Regions from separate parts of the Homo sapiens genome. Here regions 1 and 2 are each linked to region 3. A link is a contact called in ENCODE Hi-C or POLR2A ChIA-PET data. All regions are on one chromosome and are shown on one strand. The core of a region is the stretch at or near the end of the contact, and the rest is flanking DNA. Distances in the headings are between cores, read along the strand shown. Region 1 overlaps MAP3K13 (mitogen-activated protein kinase kinase kinase 13). Region 2 overlaps MAP3K13 (mitogen-activated protein kinase kinase kinase 13). Region 3 holds the start of MAP3K13 (mitogen-activated protein kinase kinase kinase 13).

Region 1 (2,700 bases), core at 169-2,668, 40 kb after region 3:
AGCACTGTATCCTGCTGCTGGGACAGGTCCCCTCCCTGTCTGGGCTCAGGGCTGCCCTTGTCTTCAGCCCCTTCTATGGATGGCTGCACTGATAGATGGAATCTCCTCGGGGAGCTTCATGGATCAGCCCTCTGTCCATTACCATGTAGCAGGATTATAATTTATAGCCCCAGATGGTGACTCCCTACCCCACCACTCCCTATTTACTTCAGTAAAGCGGCAGAGGCATTAACTATTAAATTGCTTCCCTCTTTTTAAAATAATTGATGTCATTTGCAAAGGGCTTTATATAAAAATACACGTACTTATTAAAACATTTTAGTAAGTAAAGTTTCATCAGTATATGAAGAACATTATGCATTGTAATAAAATATAAACAACCACATGGTCAGGCTTATTTTTCTTGGCATACTTCCATGTGGAAATGAGGTTTTGAGGCACGATTTCTGGTGAGATTCCTGGATTTTCATAGGAGAGTGTCAGCTCTTTCTTTTTGGTAGATTATTAAAGCTTATGGAGCGACCTCTTACCTGGAAACCCGGATTATTTGCATCCCAGGGTCCTACCAGAAAATATAACCTATAATTTTTAGTTACTCAATATTCTTGAAAGCTTGAGTGTGATAAATGATGCTCAAGGAAGAGTTCCCGAAGGAGATGCAATCCATCCCCTTCTGGATTAAATCAGATTTTCAAGAATTATTTACTTGGACTCTCCCTACTATAAGTGTTGCTTTTCTGGCATTTGGGGAATCTCACCTTGGGTGGACAGGTGCTCTTAAAAACGGTCCTAGGAAAGACGCCACTGTATTTGCTGGGAAGCTATTGTTGAGGCTACTTTATCCTCATTCTGGGTATATCAATGAAAGAAAAGCCTCTCGGGCCTTAGCACATACAAATTATTATTCATGGTAGTAGTATCACAATTTATTTATTTATTTATTGTCAGGGTTTTTTTTCTACAAATTATTTTTATCTACTGGTTTTTGCTTTGGGTGGTTTTTTAAAACATTTTCTTTGTGTTGTTTCTTCACCTCTTTACCTATTACCATGTACATCTTTGTCTGGAGTCTGTGTCCTTTCTTCTAGTGTGTACTTTTAAAATTTAAGTCTGTTTAAGAAGTCAAGCTTATTATATCCAGTCTCATTATAAAATCATAATGTTCTCGCCTTTGAATTTTAGTATTTATTGTCTGTGCTGTTGAATTCTTAAGATCTCTAACATCTCCACGGTGTGAACCATGGACAGCATTTATTAGGACGTAGAGGCCAGATGATGCCTGGAAATCTTACTGTGTAATTTAATCCTGGGCGCTGTGTTGTTTGGCTTCATTGGACTCTGAGTGTGCATATATAATTATGTGCGCATGTGTAAAAAACCCAGCCCTGATAGGAAAGAGAGGGAGGAACATCATTAGCAGAGATTAGATTTGTCTCTCCAGCTGGGCAATGTGCCTCTGAATTCCAAGGGCTTTCCCCAGTGTAAATTATTAGACTGACTCAGCTGCTGTTCAATTCCCCCCTGGCTGAACTGCTTTTGCTAATACTGTTAAGCTGTGGCCCAGGAGACAAAACGTCCTGAGGTACTAGATATATCTGACGCATGCAAAAGGCAAAACCTCCCTATTTCTCATATTTAGAAGATACTGGTATATAGTCTTCCCAAATCAAAAAATAAAAGGCAAAATGGAGATAAGAAAAACCGTGCCAAACCTCAGCTATACATAGAGTGCTTTGGAAATTGTTAGTAGACTGAAATAATTTCTATCTAGCTAAAGTAGATAGGCGTAATCTAATCAAAAGAGTTTAATTCAGATCAGTTGAGAGTATCTGACTTTAGATCTGCTGCTGTTCGGAAATTGCTGAAGTCTAAACAAATTAACCCCACTCTGAACCAACATACATCTCCTTGATTGATTCAGGGCCACAGAGTGGTCTTTTCTGAATTTCTTCAGAGGTGATAATACACTAACATTTATGAAAACTTGAACTTTTTAAATATAGCATGAAGCATAAGGCACAACATAATGTACATACTTATTAATTGGTTGAATAGAATTTATGGCTATAGTAAATGCTCTGTTTTAGTTTTTTTCCATTCACAATTAGGACTATGTGTATGTTGTACTAATGTAATTCAAAAAGATATGGTGAGGTGATGGATATGCTAATTAACTTGATTGTGGTAATCATCACAATGTACATATATCTCAAAACATCACACTGTACAATTTTTGTCAATTTATTTTTTACTGTAAATATAATTTTTATTTGTCAGTTATACCTCAGTAAAGCTGGAAAACAAAAACAAGAAGACATGATATCTTTCCTCTATGGTTTTATTACCGAAAATGGCCAACTTATATATACAGATAAACCTAATGGCTGGTTTATCCATCACAGGTCAGGAGAATAAATGAAATGCATAGATAATATAGAAGCTGTAATCAGGTAATTATTTATATCTTTCTTTAAAAAGTCACAGTTTTGTTATCAACTCTATTAACAAGTAGCAAAATTATCTGACCTAAGGTTTGCTTTTTTCCCCCTCCTTCCTTTCCTTTTACTTTGGAGAAGGTGCTGAAGAATAGGACTAAAATATAAAGAACAAGGACATCAGATAACAATGGGATCATTTAATGATCAATTTTTAGGACTGTAAAATGCCCAGCACAGTGCCTAGGCACTCAGCAAGTGATAC
Region 2 (2,700 bases), core at 199-2,698, 58 kb after region 3:
TAATGGTAGAAATTTGGAAAAATATAGAAAACTTCAAAGAACAACAGTAATAACCACTGTTGACCTTTTAAACATAATTTCTTAAAATGCTTACTTAATTATACACATTTTAAATTTTTATGCCTATTAATATTTATATATTTAAAGGTACATATATGTCTGTATCTTATTTTTAAAACATTTAAAGTTACTGATTTTATCATTCATATGGCAGCTGGATTTAGGTCAGAAAATGTTGAATATTAATACTTAAAATACCATATATTATTTATTAAAGATTTATGGAGATAGCATTTATGATATGATTTATGGATAAATCATTCCTTTGGTCAAGATGTTTCACCTTTGACTTAAGGCATTTTTGAAGCCTCACAAGTTTCTATTTCTTGATAAATTTATAGACTACTACTCTGAAAATGAAGTATCTTTATTCATTTTAAAGCCTACAATAAACTTATTTTAACTGTAATCACAGTTGCATTTATAGGTACTGGTATTCAAAAGGTAATTTGTCACCATGGAGAATTTGCTTCTTTGTAATTTTTATTTTTTTGATGTCTCCAGCATACTTCAAGATTATTAAACATTCATAATCTTAACCGAAAATATAGGTACATGGTAAACATGGAATCAATATTTTTGAATGCATAATTGTTTCATGAAATATTATAAAGAAGATGAAAAGAGGTAGGTCAGTGGATTTTGTCGATTTGAGTTTTTATTGTTCCTTCAAATAGGCGTTTCAGGAGATGGTCCACAGTTAAGAGAGTAAGTAGGGATAAAGGCACGATTGTAGGCCATTCTTTTTACCTGATTTGAAGTCACATACTTCTAATCACACAACTCCATTCGAAGAAGCTAGCTAATGTTTTCAAAGTTCAAATTAAGATCTGGGTGACAGACCTCTATCCTGGAAAGATCATTTTATGTTATTACTATGCACAAGTAAAGTAATCTAAGTTTTAAAATGGGATTGATGCTCCTAGAAGCAGAAATTATTTTATGTTCTCAACTGCTATATGAATTTTAGAGAAATGACCAGAAGACTAAGATGGCAGTGTTGTATTCATTTTTAAAGATAGGCAAGAAGACGCCAAGTAAAGAGAAGATAGCTTAGAAAGAGCTCAGTGTCAATCAATAAATCTTGTAGCAATAATGCTTACTTTAATTTTTTATTCAATTTTAGTCACATCAAAAACTTTGTGGGGCTAAATTGTCCAAAATCTTTGATTTATTCATATTTATGATATAAAATTTAAAATCTGATCATTATAAAAATCCTCAATTAGTAACATGGGAAAAATTGTATTCTATGATAGAAATCCAAGAATTTAAGGGCCATTTGGCCACATTACCTCCTCCATTCCTCTTTCTCTCTACATTGCATCCTGGGATCTTGGCACAAAACCAAGGTAATTTCCAGAAATTGGCAGTGCCCTGCCAAATGCACAGCTGCTGCTGTCTCCAACTCTTGCCTACTAATTTTGCACAAACCACTTCCTCCTCTTGGGGCCAAGAAACTCAGAAGGTAGGGAAAGTGTTCCTCAAGGGCAGATACGGGAGCACTTCCTGCACCCTTTGCGGATCGGGACCTGTTGTAAGGGCGGCAGTAGCATCACCTCACCTACAGACCTTCCCGGAGTACTTTCTTTTTCTTTTTTCTTTTCTTTTCTTTTCTTTTTTTGTTTTGTTTTGTTTTGTTTGTTTGTTTTTGTTTTGTTTTCGAGGCGGAGTCTCCCTCTATTGCCCAGGCTGAAGTGCAGTGGCAGCATCTCGGTTCACTGCATTCTCCACCTCCTGCCTGGGTTCAAGCAATTCTCCTGCCTCAGCCTCCCGAGTAGCTGGAATTACAGGCGCCTGCCACCATGCCCAGCTAATTTTTTGTAGTTTAGTAGAGATGGGGTTTCACCATGTTGAGCAGGCTGATCTCGAACTCCTGACCTCAGGTGATCTGCCTGCCTCAGCCTCCCAAAGTGCTGGGATTACAGGCATGAGCCACCGCACCTGGCTCCCATAGTACTTTCTTTTGATAAGGGTGCCATTCCAAACTTGCCCTTTATCCCTCCAATGTTCCTTGTCTTTTTCCCTTTGACTCTCAACATTCAAAAATCTTGCCCCACTTCCTTTCTGTCTCCTTCTAATTTATACTAGTTTTGATTTCTTATGAATTGAAAGGACCAAACAATCAGTTCCCATGAGGGTACCTGAGCCAGATTTGCACAGGGAGAGAGGAACTGAGAGGGCAGAAGACAGCCAGAGATAGTGGAACCACCTGTGTTCCCGCAGTTTCCACCTAACAGTCTCTTCACTGTGCAGTGGCAGCGTGTGGGTGTGCATACAAACACAGGTAAAACTTAGGTATTTTTAGCTTCCTACACTCTTCTTAAATGTAGAGTCAGCTCTGATCATATTTGAATATAGCCATGGTGATGATTTTTCTTTCCCTTTGTTCTTGTACCTCTCTATTTCTCTGCCTTTGTTGGGACCCGTTGGACTAGATATTCTTGGTGAGCATGAGGGAAGCCTATTTGACTACACATCTTTATACACCCTTGAGGTTTACCTCACCTCTGCCTACTCTGAGAGCAGTCAGTGGGTAGCCTCCTGCTGGCCTGTGGATAGGCGCAGGGTCACCCCGCTAGGTAGGCACTAGTGTTTCCTTGGGAATAGTTTTAGTGCATCTAGAATAGCACTGGGACT
Region 3 (2,700 bases), core at 167-2,666:
TGTGGTACACTGAGGCCTACTGGGCGTGTACCAATGCCGTATTTGCCTTGAGCACTCCCATGTTACATGTGTAAACTTCTTTGGTCTATCTTTTTTGTAGTGATATTCCACAATAAGCTCCTTTAGAGAAGTTTGTTAACTATGTTGTTTGCCAACGATATTCTATTGCTTCAATATAGACAGTACACTGAATATCTTTGCTGTGTGTAAAATTATCCTGAAAAGTTTTCCTTTTCCAAATGAGCTAAGAAGTGTGCAATACTTACTAGTGGTCAGGTTTAGACCCTCCAGAACCACTTAGAAACAGGCCACCACTTTCCTTCTCTCACAGTTGTATAAATAATCTGATTGAGAAATAGAGCAGATCTCTGTTCAGAATGTTCTTGGTCACTGGACACCTCATAACTGAGGCTTTATATTAACCACGATCGTTCTAGTTTCAAGGATTGAGGCCATTTCCCAAGTTCAGAAAAATCATGATCAGTATTTGTCAAGTATTAGTCATTGTGAAGTGTAGTGATGGGGAGTAGGGACAATAAATATATTCATCTCCAATTTTGTATAACTGAAAAGTGTAAAAATAAAGAAGAAAGAGATGCCTCTTGAGTGAATTTAATACAGCTGTTTTTGCTGTTAATAATAAAACATCTTACTGAAACCAAAATTTGTTCAAAGTTTCATTAAGTGCCCTTTTGGAGCTGTGTCTTAATCGACTGCCAGAAGTTGAATAAACCAATGAGGAAACACTGTACCCTACTTAAAAGTAGCAGTAAATTTTTCTTCCATATCCACTTTTGATACATCATGAAGGTCAGCAAGATGTTACTGCTGTGCAAAACAGCTACATTCGTGTAATATTATTTTCCATATGTCTGTTTTCTTAGTTACTAGATTATTGTTCCCATGCGTTCTTCCCGACAATTTTGCTTTTACAAGTCCCGACAATTTTGCTTTTACAAGTCGTGGTGAGCAGGGCATACATGTCCACTAGTCTGCTAGTTTTAGAAATGGTTTTCCTGACTTTGATTTGTTTTGATCGCATCAGGCATATTGCTGAACAGTAAGAAAAGGGTTGAAGAAAAGAGTTCTAATGAATAAAAGATGGGATTTCTTCTATATGCATTTTTGTTATCCTTGATTCCACAGAAATTCTATTTTGATTCCTTCATTCAATAACAATAATAATGTTTTTATGACTATCACAGCTTGAAACACACACACACACACACACACACACGCACACACACACACACACACACACACTCAAGCTGCCAGTCTGTCTTAAGGCAGTGGCAGATGCCTGATTGGCGGGCTCTGTTTATTCTGTGACCAGATTCCTTCTAAAAGAAGGAAGGCCATGTCTGCCTGAAGCCTATTGGCTGGGCCTACTCTGGACCCGCCCCTCTTTTTTTTTTCATGACACACACCACAGCGAAGTCTGTGCGGAATCCTAAACCAGCCCAATTTACATCCATTCATGAATCTGTGACGTCAGCAAGCCTTTGGGCTCCTTTGCGGTGGGCTGGAGGATTGTGTGGGTGGAATCCCCCTCCCCTTTATTTTTCCAATTCTGCAAGGCTTTTAAAATTCACCTTACATCTTTTCAAAGCAAGAAAATGGAACAGCATGTGTAGGAATTCTTCGTTGTTGTGAGTATTGCACTCTGTTTTTCCTGTTTCTTCAGTATTTATTTCACAAGGACAGACAGAGAATGTGTGATTTGAGGTGATTAGAAAGCTGATATTATTGAGGGCGACACCGTGAGAGAGACAGAGAGACAGAGGCGGAGAGAAACCCGAAACCCCGTTACAGCTAGGAGCCTCTGAAACTGACAGCTGGTTTTCCTTTGCTTGTCTGCCTGCTAGACGTGGACATTTTTCATTTACGGTTCTGCACGTTACCTCGGATGCCTGCTTGGCTTTCCTTAAAGGGAGATTCATTTCTCTGAGAGATGATGTGGATGGTATTAGCAGAAAAGCCCAGAACACCAGAAAGGTGCTGAGAAAAGCGGGGCCCGCAAGACAGAGCAGGTTCTATCCTGTGGGGCACTTGTCTTCCTTGCGACCGTCCTTTCTGCCGTTCCTCACCCTTCACCTTGCCTTTGTTTCATATTGTGTAACAGTCAGTATCTTGCGATTGCAATTTGGTGAAGATGAATACTTGTTCAACCATTTTTCAAAAGCTCTTATGACGGGAGCCATAGTGGTGTATTTATATATATTCATAGCTCTTCTTTATGTCACTCTCTACACTTTATAGTGTCAAAAACTTAAAAAGCTGCATTCGAGGGAAAGGGGGAATTATCCTTAAACTTGGGTTTTTCAATATCCTCTAATGAAAACTAAGAAGTGGTTACAATGTTCCACAATTATATTGCATAGAAATGCACATGAGTGTTTTCCTAAGATGAACTTATTAGCTGAAAATAGTTTATTCCACTGTGTTGGGGAAACATGGAAAAGTTCTGATATGTTCCATGTATAAAGTTGGTTTGGTAGTTTGCTACTGTAGTTTTAACAAAAAGTTACTATTTGTGATTGAATTTGTTTTCCAAGGGTCTGTTTATTCTGGTGAAAGTTGTGAGAGTAAAGAAGAGGGATGTGACATTGTGACATGTTCTGCCCCTGGGGCAGCTCCTCAACCCGAATAATCTGACAGCATTTCCCAACTGCTTCACTTTGAGCGATTTATATGCCAGTC

What was found. A loop is a pair of places that touch in the nucleus more often than their neighbours do. ChIA-PET counts read pairs that join two places held with the same protein, here RNA polymerase II (POLR2A). Pooled maps may share reads with other maps.
Region 1: a loop to region 3 is called in a map of endothelial cell of hepatic sinusoid, with 6 times the contacts of the local background. The contact joins the enhancer-like site here to the promoter of MAP3K13 in region 3. A Hi-C loop is called at or near these places in 3 of 168 maps with a recorded cell type or tissue (Calu3, dorsolateral prefrontal cortex and endothelial cell of hepatic sinusoid) and 2 of 50 pooled maps. POLR2A ChIA-PET finds 5 or more read pairs at or near these places in 4 of 52 experiments (GM12878, MCF 10A, activated T-cell and 1 more).
Region 2: a loop to region 3 is called in a map with no recorded cell type, with 4 times the contacts of the local background. The contact joins the enhancer-like site here to the promoter of MAP3K13 in region 3. A Hi-C loop is called at or near these places in 2 of 168 maps with a recorded cell type or tissue (Calu3 and dorsolateral prefrontal cortex), 6 of 37 single-sample maps with no recorded cell type and 7 of 50 pooled maps. POLR2A ChIA-PET finds 5 or more read pairs at or near these places in 3 of 52 experiments (GM12878, MCF 10A and PC-9).

The regions. Positions count from the first base shown.
Region 1 is chr3:185,401,378-185,404,077 of GRCh38, forward strand. The region is part of intron 1 of MAP3K13 (mitogen-activated protein kinase kinase kinase 13); the gene reads left to right. Among named protein-coding and RNA genes, the nearest start is that of MAP3K13, 40 kb to the left of the region's middle. Within about 2 kb of position 1,419, at least 2 of the 41 ENCODE cell types and tissues checked have a DNase peak (open chromatin) inside an H3K27ac peak, as active enhancers do.
Region 2 is chr3:185,419,488-185,422,187 of GRCh38, forward strand. All of the region lies in intron 1 of MAP3K13 (mitogen-activated protein kinase kinase kinase 13), which reads left to right. Among named protein-coding and RNA genes, the nearest start is that of MAP3K13, 58 kb to the left of the region's middle. Within about 2 kb of position 1,449, at least 4 of the 41 ENCODE cell types and tissues checked have a DNase peak (open chromatin) inside an H3K27ac peak, as active enhancers do.
Region 3 is chr3:185,361,720-185,364,419 of GRCh38, forward strand. MAP3K13 (mitogen-activated protein kinase kinase kinase 13) reads left to right here and starts at 1,417. Exons shown (of 14, transcript NM_004721.5): 1 at 1,417-1,649. RefSeq lists a silencer at 1,249-1,398 and enhancers at 1,869-1,958, 2,049-2,108.